2 separate regions of the Homo sapiens genome follow, and region 1 is linked to region 2. Evidence: read pairs that join two places in POLR2A ChIA-PET (ENCODE). Cell type or tissue: GM12878. All regions are shown on one strand. Each heading gives the region's core, and the rest is flanking DNA. Links, peaks and the distances in the headings are about the cores only. Region 1 overlaps LOC105372753 (a long non-coding RNA gene). Region 2 has its middle 17 kb from the start of MIR155HG.

Evidence for each region. Peaks named below come from ENCODE experiments on the same cell type or tissue, not always from the same donor. Only the 100,000 strongest peaks of a DNase experiment are listed, where the experiment ranks them.
Region 1: POLR2A ChIA-PET joins it to region 2 with 9 read pairs; 4 of 35 experiments call an interaction of 5 or more read pairs at or near these places.

The regions. Positions count from the first base shown.
Region 1 is chr21:25,492,230-25,497,611 of GRCh38, forward strand. It overlaps LOC105372753 (a long non-coding RNA gene), which reads right to left. Exons shown (of 10, transcript NR_188560.1): 6 at 4,480-4,597; 7 at 1,214-1,336. Among named protein-coding and RNA genes, the nearest start is that of LINC00158, 63 kb to the left of the region's middle. RefSeq lists an enhancer at 2,955-3,044. In GM12878, for the core only: no CTCF peak of the experiment used is centred there; no DNase peak of the experiment used is centred there; H3K4me3 peaks cover 351 bases; H3K27ac peaks cover 3,903 bases.
Region 2 is chr21:25,542,509-25,547,890 of GRCh38, forward strand. No RefSeq gene overlaps it. Among named protein-coding and RNA genes, the nearest start is that of MIR155HG, 17 kb to the right of the region's middle. In GM12878, for the core only: no CTCF peak of the experiment used is centred there; no DNase peak of the experiment used is centred there.

The DNA.
Region 1 (5,382 bases), core at 265-5,264, 50 kb before region 2:
TTTAATACACTAATAACAGGATCTTCTTGGTTTTTATTTCCTTCTGACTAAACCATCATGCTGAATTTTCTCTAACGTACATAATGGTCAGTAAAAATAGCTAATACATGTTTACCAAAGGCATGTACTATAACATAGCACTACTCATAAGTGCTCCATACTGGAAACTACTCAAATGCCCGTCAACAGTGCAACTGTATAAGTAGATTGTGGTATATTCACACAATGTAATATAATAAGAATGAGCAAGCTTAAGTACATGCAACAATAAGGATGAATCTCACAGACATTGAGACAATAAGGATGACTCTCACAGACTTTGAGACATTGGAGTGAAGGAGGCCTGACACAAAAGAATAAAACTCCCTGCTTCCATTTCTATAAAAGATAAAACAAGAGGCTGGACGCGGTGGCTCACACCTGTAATCCCAGCAGTTTGGGAGGCCAAGGCGGGTGGATCACCTGAGGTCAGGAGTTCAAGACCAGCCTGACCAACATGGAGAAACCCTGTCTCTACTAAAAATACAAAATTAGTCAGGCATGGTGGTGCATGCCTGTAATCCCAGCTACTTGGGAGGCTGAGGCAGGAGAATCACTTGAACCCAGTAGGCTGAGATTGCAGTGAGCCAAGATTGTGCCATTGCACTCCAGCCTGGGCAAAAAGAGTGAAACTCTGTGCCCCACCACCTCCCCCCGCAAAAAAAGTGAAGGCAAATCAATGCTGTTGGGAGTCAGGATGGTGGTTACTCCTGAGGTTTTGGGATAGTGCCCAGAAGGAACAAAAGTGGTCTCTAGGTACTGGACATGTTCTGTTCTTCATCTGAATGCCAATTACATGACAGTAATCAGTTTGCAAAAACTCAGTGAATTCTACACTTTAGGAAATGTACATTTTCTGTATACATTTTAGGCTTTAATTTTAAAAGTTTAATAAACTAAATAAAAACAAAATAAGACAAAAGTTCCCATCATCACTAATCATCAGAGAAATGCAAATCAAAACCACAATGAGATACCATCTCACACCAGTCAGAATGGCTATTATTAAAAAGTCAAGGGCCAGGTGCAGTGGCTCAGGCCTGTAATCCCAGCACTTTGGGAGGCCGAGAAGGGCAGATCACCTGAGGTCAGGAGTTCGAGACCAGCCTGACCAACATGGAGAAACCCTGACTCTACTAAAAATACAAAATTAGCCGGGTGTGGTGGTGCATACCTGTAATACCAGCTACTTGGGAGGCTGAGGCAGAAGAACTACTTGAACCCGGGAGGTGGAGGTTGCGGTGAGCCGAAATCGCATCATTGCACTCCAGCCTGGGCAACAAGAGTGAAACTCCGTCTGAAAAAAAAAAAAAAAAGTCAAAAAACAACAGATGTTGGCGAGGCTGTGGAGAAAAGGGAATGCTTATATACTGTTTGTGGGAATGTAAGTTAGTTCAGCCACTGTAGAAAGCTGTTTGGAGATTTTTCAAATAACTTAAAACAGAACCACCATTCAAGCCAAAAATCCTATTACTGGGTATATATCCAATGGAAAACATCATTCTTCCAAAAAGACACATGCATTCATATGTTCATCACAGCACAGCTCACAATAACAAAGACATGGAATCAAATTAGGTGCCCACCAACGGTGGCTTGGATGAAGAAAATGTGGTACATATACACCATGGAATACTATGCACCCATAAAAAAGAAAAATAATGTCCTTTGCAGCAACACAGATGCAGCTAGAGGCCATTATCCTAAGCAAATTAACACAGGAACAAAAAGCCAAATACCACATGTTCTCACTTGTAAGTGGGAGCCGAACTTTGGGCACTCATGGACATAAAGATGGTAACAATAGACACCAGGAATTACATGATGTGGGAGGGAGGGAAGAAAAAATTGAAAATCTGTTGAGTACTATTCTCAGTACCTCAGTGATGGGATCATTTATACCCCAAACCTCAGCATCATACAATATACTCAGGTAACAAACTAATAGTTAACCTTTATTAAGTACTTGCTTTTTACCAGGTGGTATTTATCTATGTAATTTTTATGTGCTAACTCATTTAATCTACAGTAATGGAACTCAGAATTCCATTGTCTGTCCATCAGTACAGACAATCTGATGCTGTTCTCTGGAGCAGAGTATTGGTTTAAATGTTGGCTCAGTTCATTTCTAGGTATTTTGTTTTATTTCTTCTGGGTTTTGTTCTTCTGTTTTCACTTTGTTATTTCTCAGTTTACTTTTTATAAAATGAAGGCGATAATAGTAGCTACTTCATAGGTTAGTGGCAAGGATTAAACACGAAAATACTTATAAAGTACTTACCATAATGCCTAAAACATAGTAAGTGCTCAATAAATCTTTACTAAATTATAGTTTCTGTCTTATCTTGCCTACAAATAGGCATCTTTTGTAAACAGAAGCATTGCAAAATAGTCCACGAGCTCTTTCACATCCATATATTAGAAACTAAATCAAAGAGAGCAGCATATCATGTTCCACAAAGGAATGAATGAATTAATTTTGCACTAGAGAAGAATATCATCCTAACAAGTGAAGATGGTGATTAGATAATGGTAAGAATGCATACAGACAAATTTAAAACAACCAAAATATACATCTTGGTTATCAGCATAAGGCTTTCTGGAAAAAAAAAAATCAAGAGAAAGGGATAAGTGCAATGATGCTCCTCTCTGAATCCTGACATTTGTGACAGCTGTGTATTTTCACATGCATCACAGAAGTATGTGTGTAGTGTTGACTGCTGACTTAGAGGCAGAACGCCTAGATGTAAATCATGGCTACTTATAGCACCTGGGAAGATCACTTCCTCCTTCCTCAGTTTTCTCACTGGCATGATAAGGATGATTTTAATAGTACCCACCTTGTAATTGAAGGTTTTAAGCAGTTAATATTTGTAAATGACTTTGAATGCTTAGCATATAGAAAGCATTAATAGCTAGCAATAAAATATAATAAGTTAAATATCCAGCCGGGCATGGTGGCTCATGCCTGTAGTCCCAGCACTTTGGGAGGCTGAGGTGGGTGCATCACCTGAGGTCAGGAGTTCGAGACCAGACTGACCAATATGGTGAAACCCTTTCTCTACTAAAAATACAAAAGTTAGCTGGGAGTGGTGGCACGCTCCTGTAGTCCCAGCTACTCAGGAGGCTGAGGCAGAAGAATCGCTTGAACCCAGGAGGCAGAGGTTGCAGTGAGCCGAGATCGCACCAATGCACTCCAGCCTGAGTGACAGAGCGAGACTCCTTCTCAAAAAAAAAAAAAAAAAAAAAAAAAAAAAAAAAAAATCCAAGGTTTTCTCTGGACAAAATTATCAATTCAAAATTCTGCTCAATTTTTCCTCAATTTTCTTCAAAGTACATCCACCTCTTTCTCTCCAGGACTCAAATGCACACAACCTAGCCCCTGGTAATTCAAAGCCCTCCTTGAAAAATACTCCATCTAGACCAAGCTTCTCCCCGTCATAGATCCTCTCCTTTGAATCTTTACAAAATTTACTTGTGCTATGTTTCATTTCACTTAATGTAAAAAAAATGTAATCCTTTCTAATAGGTAATAATGAGTGAACTTTTTCAGATAACATTTCTGATTTTAACAGAGCCTTCTGAATTCTGCTTTAAGCCTAGTGAAGTGACACAGTGGTATAAACTTCCAGCACTATATTTGCCAACTGAGAGATGTTTTCAATCAGAAAAATATTGTCATTCTCAATCACAGCAATTATATGACTGTCCACTCTACTCTGAATATTTAGGAGCTGTAAATTGCAAAACAGAAAATAATTCTCTTTTCTACTCTTTCATCTCCAAATAAAGGGAAAAAATGGAGAACTAAAAGAAGGAATATGTTTTGATTCTTCTGTTGGATTTTAATTTCCCCTGGGAATGGTCAGGAAGCTGCTATGTGCAAGCCATCCTCCTCTATTTTGAAAAACTCTGTATTTTCCAATACTCTATAAGTCAATGAGATAGTTCCCTCCCCAACCCCCACCTTGAATTTCCCTTATTGACTCCAGGGGCAACCACATGGTACACATGCATATATGTACACAAGTGTGCACACTCCAATGAACACATATGCATAGGCTGCATTGCCATCCCTATGCTAGCATATAGCATATTTCCTCAAATTAAAAAAAAAAAAACTAGTTCTGATGCCCCAAAATGCAGAATCTGAACCTCAGTGGTAGCCTTGGAATTACAAAAAAAAGAAATTAATTAAAAACAGAGACCAGTCTCAGTTACAGAATCTCAAGTTTTATTGATAACACAATGTATAGGCATCACAGAAGTAAATAAAGTGGGCCGTTTCTGGTGACTCATGCCTATAATTCCAGAATTTTGGGAGGCCAAGGCAAGAGAATTGCTTGAGGCCAGAAGTTCAAGACCAACTTGGGAAACATAGTGAGATCCTGTCTCTACAAAAAAAAAAAAAATTAAAAATTAGCCAGGCTGGTGGCTCACCTGTAGTCCCAGCTACTCAGGAGGCTAAGGCAGGAAGATTGCTTGAGCCCAAGAGGTCAAGGCTGCAGTGAACTGTGATTGTACCACTGCACTGCAGCCTAGGTGACAGAGTGAGACCCTGTTTCAAAAAAAAAAAAAAATGTAAGTAAAGTAATATCCCAAGCTCTGTTTAGAAGACCAGCTACCCCTGTAGTGGTATGCTGTTGCAACCAACTGAATAACTCACTTAATCTGCACTTGTACTTTAGTGCAAAATGGTAGTGGGAGTGTAATCAGTAGAGAGAAGTGAGTCTTTGACTGTAGGAAATTATTGAGTGGTGGTTAACCCCAAAGGTCCAAACCCCTGACCTTCTCCCTCCAAAGGCATCTGGCCTGCTGAACATTGACAATGGCATAGACCCATTAGGGTTTAACACCCTCCCACTGGATCAGGGTGTTCCAGGCATTTTCTGGCACTGGATATTCCCCCAAAACAGCAGCATCAATACATCCAGATAGAACCAATGCCAACTTTTCCTAGAACACACATACCAGTCATGGGACGGGGAAGGAATGTAAATTCTTGCCATCATAAAATCACAAAAAGATGACTGGGAAACATTCTAAAGATTGGTTTCAAGCTGTATCTGATGATGCAAACCCGCACTAATCAATGACTCAGAAAGTCTCAGATACAAGTGATTGCTCATGCACAAAAAAGCATTTCCAAGGGAGCTGAATCCATTGAGACTGAAGAATAGATCAGGATATCCAATATAGATCTTTCAGCTGCCTTTGATCTCTGGGCAGAAAGGACTGTTTAACACACTTTTTAAGCTTCTTCAATATTTGGGAATTCTTATGGATAACCTATACGTGGGTACCCTCTAGTCACTAGATTCTTCAATTCCCCAGTGTGGCCAG
Region 2 (5,382 bases), core at 61-5,060:
TGCACACATACACACATATATGCACATATTTTTTAATTGAGGGATATAGTATAAAAATATTTTAAGGAAAACAAAGAAGAAAAAGGAGAAGACAGGAAAAGAAGGTAAAAATACCTTATTTAATAAATTTGACTTTGAAACCAGACAAATGAATTACAAAAATATAAAACAGAAATAACTCAATACCTAAAAATCAAAAGTAAATTAAACAAGTAAACTTAATTTTGCATCAAAGTAGCAGCAAACAGGAAGAAATAATTTCAAGTAACTTTAAGACAAAGTAATTGGACTGCACATCCCTGTGAACTATACTCTAAGGACAAAGAGAACTAAAAACAATTATAAAGTATTAAGCTGTTTTCAGTAATAATAGTACAGCAATAACATTGGTGCTATACATTCTGGTGTGTGTGTGCATGTGTGTGTGGTTTGAATGAAGCAAACAGTTATATTGATGCTGTTGAGGGCCAGGATATTTGGCATCAGAGAGGAGACCTGCTGGTTTAGTATCAAATACTATATGATCTCATTTGTAGGTGGAATCTAAAAAAGTTAAACTCATAGAAATGGAGAGCAGAATAATAGTTGCCAGCGTCTGGTGGCGGTAGGGAAAATGAGGAGATGTTGTTCAAAGGGTGCAAATATTCAGTTATAAAATAAACAAGTTCTGGGGATCTAATGTACAGCATGGGTGGTGATGGGTGTGTTAATTAATTTTATTGTGATAATCATTACACAATATACACACAAATCATTACATGGTACACCTTGAATATATACAATCTTTGTCAATTAAATATTTTTAAATAAAAAAGAAATTGATTTTAAAAAGAAAAATAAAGCTAATATCATGTGGTTCTAAATCTGAGTTAGAAATGTTCATGAGAGGTGAGTTAATAAGGATTAATGCATCAGTCCATTTTTGCATCACTATAAAGAAATACCTGAGGTGACATCATTTATTTTTAAAAAGAGATTTAATTGGATCATGGTGCTGCAGACTATACAAGCAACTCTTCAGCATCTGCTTCTGGTGAGGGCCTAAGGAAGCTCCCAATCATGGCAGAAGGTGAAGGGAGAGCAGGCAATGTCACATGGCAAGAGAGGGAGTCGGGTGTGGGGGAGGTGCCACACTCTTTTAAACAACCAGGTCTCTTATGAACTGCCAGAGCAAGAACTCACTCATCACCAAGGGGATGATACTAAGCCATTCATGAGGGATCTGCCCCCATGATCCAAACACCTCTCATTAGGCCCCACCTCCAACATTGGGGATTACATTTCAACATGAGATTTGGAAAGGACAAACATCCAAACTGTATCATTGTAACCCTGAGCCCCCAAATGTCACGTCCTTCTCACACTGCAAAACATAATCATCCTTTCTCAATAGTTCCCCCAAAGTCTTAACTTATTCCAGCATCAACTCAATCAAAAATCCCAAGTCCAAATTCTCATCTAGAGATGAGTTCCTTCCACCTATGAGCCTGTGAAGTCAAATACAAGTTATTTACTTCCAAGATACAATGATGGTACAGGCATTGAGTAAATATTCCCATTTCAAAATGAAGAAATAGGCCAAAAGAAAAGGACAACAGGCCCCACACAAGTCCTAAACCCAGCAAGGTAGTCATTAAATCTTAAATCTCCAAAATAATCTCCTTTGACTTCATGTTACACAGCCAGGGCATATTTGGTGCAAGGGGTAAACTCCCAAGGTCTTGGACAGCTCCAACCCTGTGGTTTTGTAGGGTCCAGCACCCATGGCTACTCTCATGGGTTGGAGCTGAGTGCCTGCAGCTTTTTCAGGCTCAAGATACAAGCTGCTGGTGGCTCTACCAATCTCAGGTCTGGAGGGTTGCAGCCCTGTTCCCACAGATCCACCAGGCAGTGCCCCAATGGGGACTCCATGTGCAGGCTCCAATCTCACATTTCCTTTGGCACTGACCTAGTAGAGGTTCCCTGTGGGGGCTTCACCCCTGTAGCAGGCTTCTGCCTGGGCACCTAGCCTTTCCCATACATCCTCTGAAATCTAGGTGAAAGTTGCCAAGCCTCCTTCACTCTTGCATTCTGTGAACCTGTATATTTAACACCACATTGAAGCCATCAAGGCTTATGGCCTGCACTCTCCAAAGCAGCATTCTGAGCTGTACCTGTGGCCCTTTGAGCTGAGCCTGGAGCCAGAGTTGCCTGAAGGCAGAGAGTAGCATCCTGAGGCTGAGCAGGGCACCTATACCTTGGGCCTGGCCCCTGAAACCATTCTTTCCTCCTAAAACTCTGGGTCTGCGATGGGAGGAGCTGTCCTGAAGACTTCTGAAATGGCTTCAAAGCCTTTTCCAATTGTTTTGGACATTGGCACTTGGCTTTAGTCATGCAAGTCTCTCTAGCAAGTGGTTGCTCTACAGGATCCCTCCCCTGAAAATACTTTTTTCCTCCTCTGCCACATGGCTAGGCTGCAAACTTTCTAAATTTTTATGCTCTGCTTCCCTTTTAAATATAAATTTTAACTTTAAGTCATTTATTTTTTTCCTTATCTAATTGCTGTTAGAAGCAGCCACTCCATTGTTTTTTTGTTTGATTGTTTTTGTTTTGTTTTTTAGGATGGAGTCTTTCTTTGTTACCCAGGCTGGAGTGCAGTGGCACGATCTCGACTCACTACAACCTCTGCCTCCTAGGTTCAAGCAATTCACCTGCCTCAGCCTCCCAAGTAGCTGGACTAAAGGCATGCACCACCACACCCAGCTAATTTTTGTATTTTTAGTAGAGATAGGGGTTTTTCCATGTTGGCCAGACTGATCTCAAACTCCTGACCTCAAGGGATCTGCCCACCTTAGCCTCCCAAATGCTGGGATTACAGGCATGAACCACCATGCCTGGCACCACCTTATTCCTGAATGCTTTGCTGCTTAGAAATTTCTTCCATCAGATACCCTAAGTAATCACTCTTAAGTTCAACCTTCCACAGATCCCTAGGACATGGACAAAATGTGACCGAGCTCTTTGCCAGGGCATAACATGGGTAATCTTTACTCCAGTTCCCAATAACGTCCTCATTTCCATCTGAGACTTTGTCTGCCTAGACTTCACTGTCCATATATCCATCAGCATTTTGGTCACAACCATTTAATCAGTCTCTAAGAAGTTCCAAACTTTCCCTCATCTTTCTATCTTCTGAATCTGCCTGAATCTGTCTTCCTCAATCTTCTGCCTGTTATCCAGTTCCAAAGGTGCTTCCACATCTTCAGGTATCTTTAGAGCAATGCCGCACTCTTTGGTACCAATTTTATCAAAAATTTTTGTGTTGCTATAAAGAAATACCTGAAGCTGAGTAATTTATTTTTATAAAAAATGTTTAATTGATTCAAGGTTCTGCAGGCTGTACAAGCGTGGCTCCAGCATCTGCTCCTGTTGAGGGCCTCAGGGAGCTTATAATCATGGCAGAAAGTGTAGGGAGAGCAATGTCACATGGCAAGACAGTGAGCAAGAGGTGGGGGCGGGGAGGTGCAACACTCTTTCAAACAACCAGATCTCACATAAACTACCAGAGTAAGAACTCACTCATCACCAAGGGGATGGTACTAAGCAATTCATGAGGGATCTGCCCCCATGATACATACACTTCTAACATTGGGGATTACATTCCAACATGAGATTTGGAGGCGACAAGCATCTAAACTATATCAACTTGTCCAAGAATGGCTACCTGCAGGAGGAAGAAGCTGGCATCTGCAAGGCTCTACGAAAACAGATTACAACTCAGTTACTTGAGGCAATCAATACTGTCCAATACTGTCAAGATTTGGACTCAGTATCCTATTGCTACTGTAAAACAAATTACCACAAATTTTATGGCTTAGAACAAGACAAATTTATTTTCTTACAGTCTGAAAGTCAGAATTCTAAAATGGGTCAACAGGGCTGTGCTCCTTCTGGAGGCTCTAGTGGAGAATCTGTCTCTTGCCTTTTCCAGCTTCTAGAGGCTGCCCGCCTTCCTTGGCTTGTGGCCCCCTTCCATCCTTAAAGCAATAACCAGGCAAGTCTTTCTCACATCACATTACTCTGACATAAACTCTTGCTTTCCTCTTCCACATTTAATGACCCTTGTGATCACAATGGGTCACCCAAATAATCCAAGATAATCTCTTAATGTTAAGGTCAGCTGATTAGCAAACATAATTTTATCTAGCACCTTAATTCTCACTTGCCATGTAACATGACCTATTCCCAGGTTCCAGGAAGTAGGAGTTAGACATCTTTGAAGAGTCCGCTGCTCTGTCTACCAAACTACCCACCCAGAACATGCCAGGAAAGAGGTGTGTTCTTCCTCAACTATGAAGGCTAATGTGGGGGATTCTGTCACTAGTTTGTCATGTCATATGGCTGCAACCATAAAGCTGGGAACCTGTCCCTGATCACTTCAGGAGAATAGCAAATACTTCCCTAATCATGATCCTTAAAAGCCTCAAAGTCCAGAGGTGAAGTCACTATCCCAAAATCTAACACCTCACCCTATCAGGTTGCTGCGACCTGCCTCAGAATGTGAATGGCAACAGCAAGACTTCATTCCTGCTGCTGTCCTTGAGCACATCAATTTTTTCCAATAAACGTTAATCCAGCAAGTGTGGTGCTATTATTTGCTCCATGGAAACCAACTATAGCTTAGTGCTTAAAGCAATCAATCATGGTCAAACACAATGCTTAGACCCTGCTCTATTAGATAATTTTGGTGAGGGTAAGAAGGTGCTTAATGCTCTGAAAAATTAAATTAAAAGTTTTGTTACAAAAGATAGTAATGCTGTAATGGCAAAGAGAACAACAGCAACAACAGAAAAAAAGAAAACACACACACACACACACACACACACACACACACACACACACACACTACATCCAGAACCCATATTCACAGAACCCAGAGAGACAGGAGCAATAAGGCTGATTTTGCAATCGGCTGCAGCAAAAATGGGTTACATCCAGCTGCTTTCATTGGGATGAAACAAAAAATTATCTTACTACCCTTGTGGTACCTGGGCTTCCTATACCCCAAAATTAGTTACACAGGTAGCTGCTTCTAGAACCATGTTTGCATGCTGTATAACAGATTCTTTAATAATATGCAGCCTATCCTGGATTTGCTTGCTCATCCTTGGGCACTTACATGGTCTCAGGATATTTAACTCCCTGCAAGATTATGTTTGTATTTGCACACATTTTATTCTTCATAGAAGGCCGAAGTTGCTTACAGACTAACTCATATGTATCTTTTCTCCATATGAGGTTGAATCTTCTATTTTCCACAAATTGACCCAATGGGGATAGAATGTCTTGAATTCTTTCATGTCATTTCTCAATTAGAATAATTTGTGGATTCAGTTTTCAAGT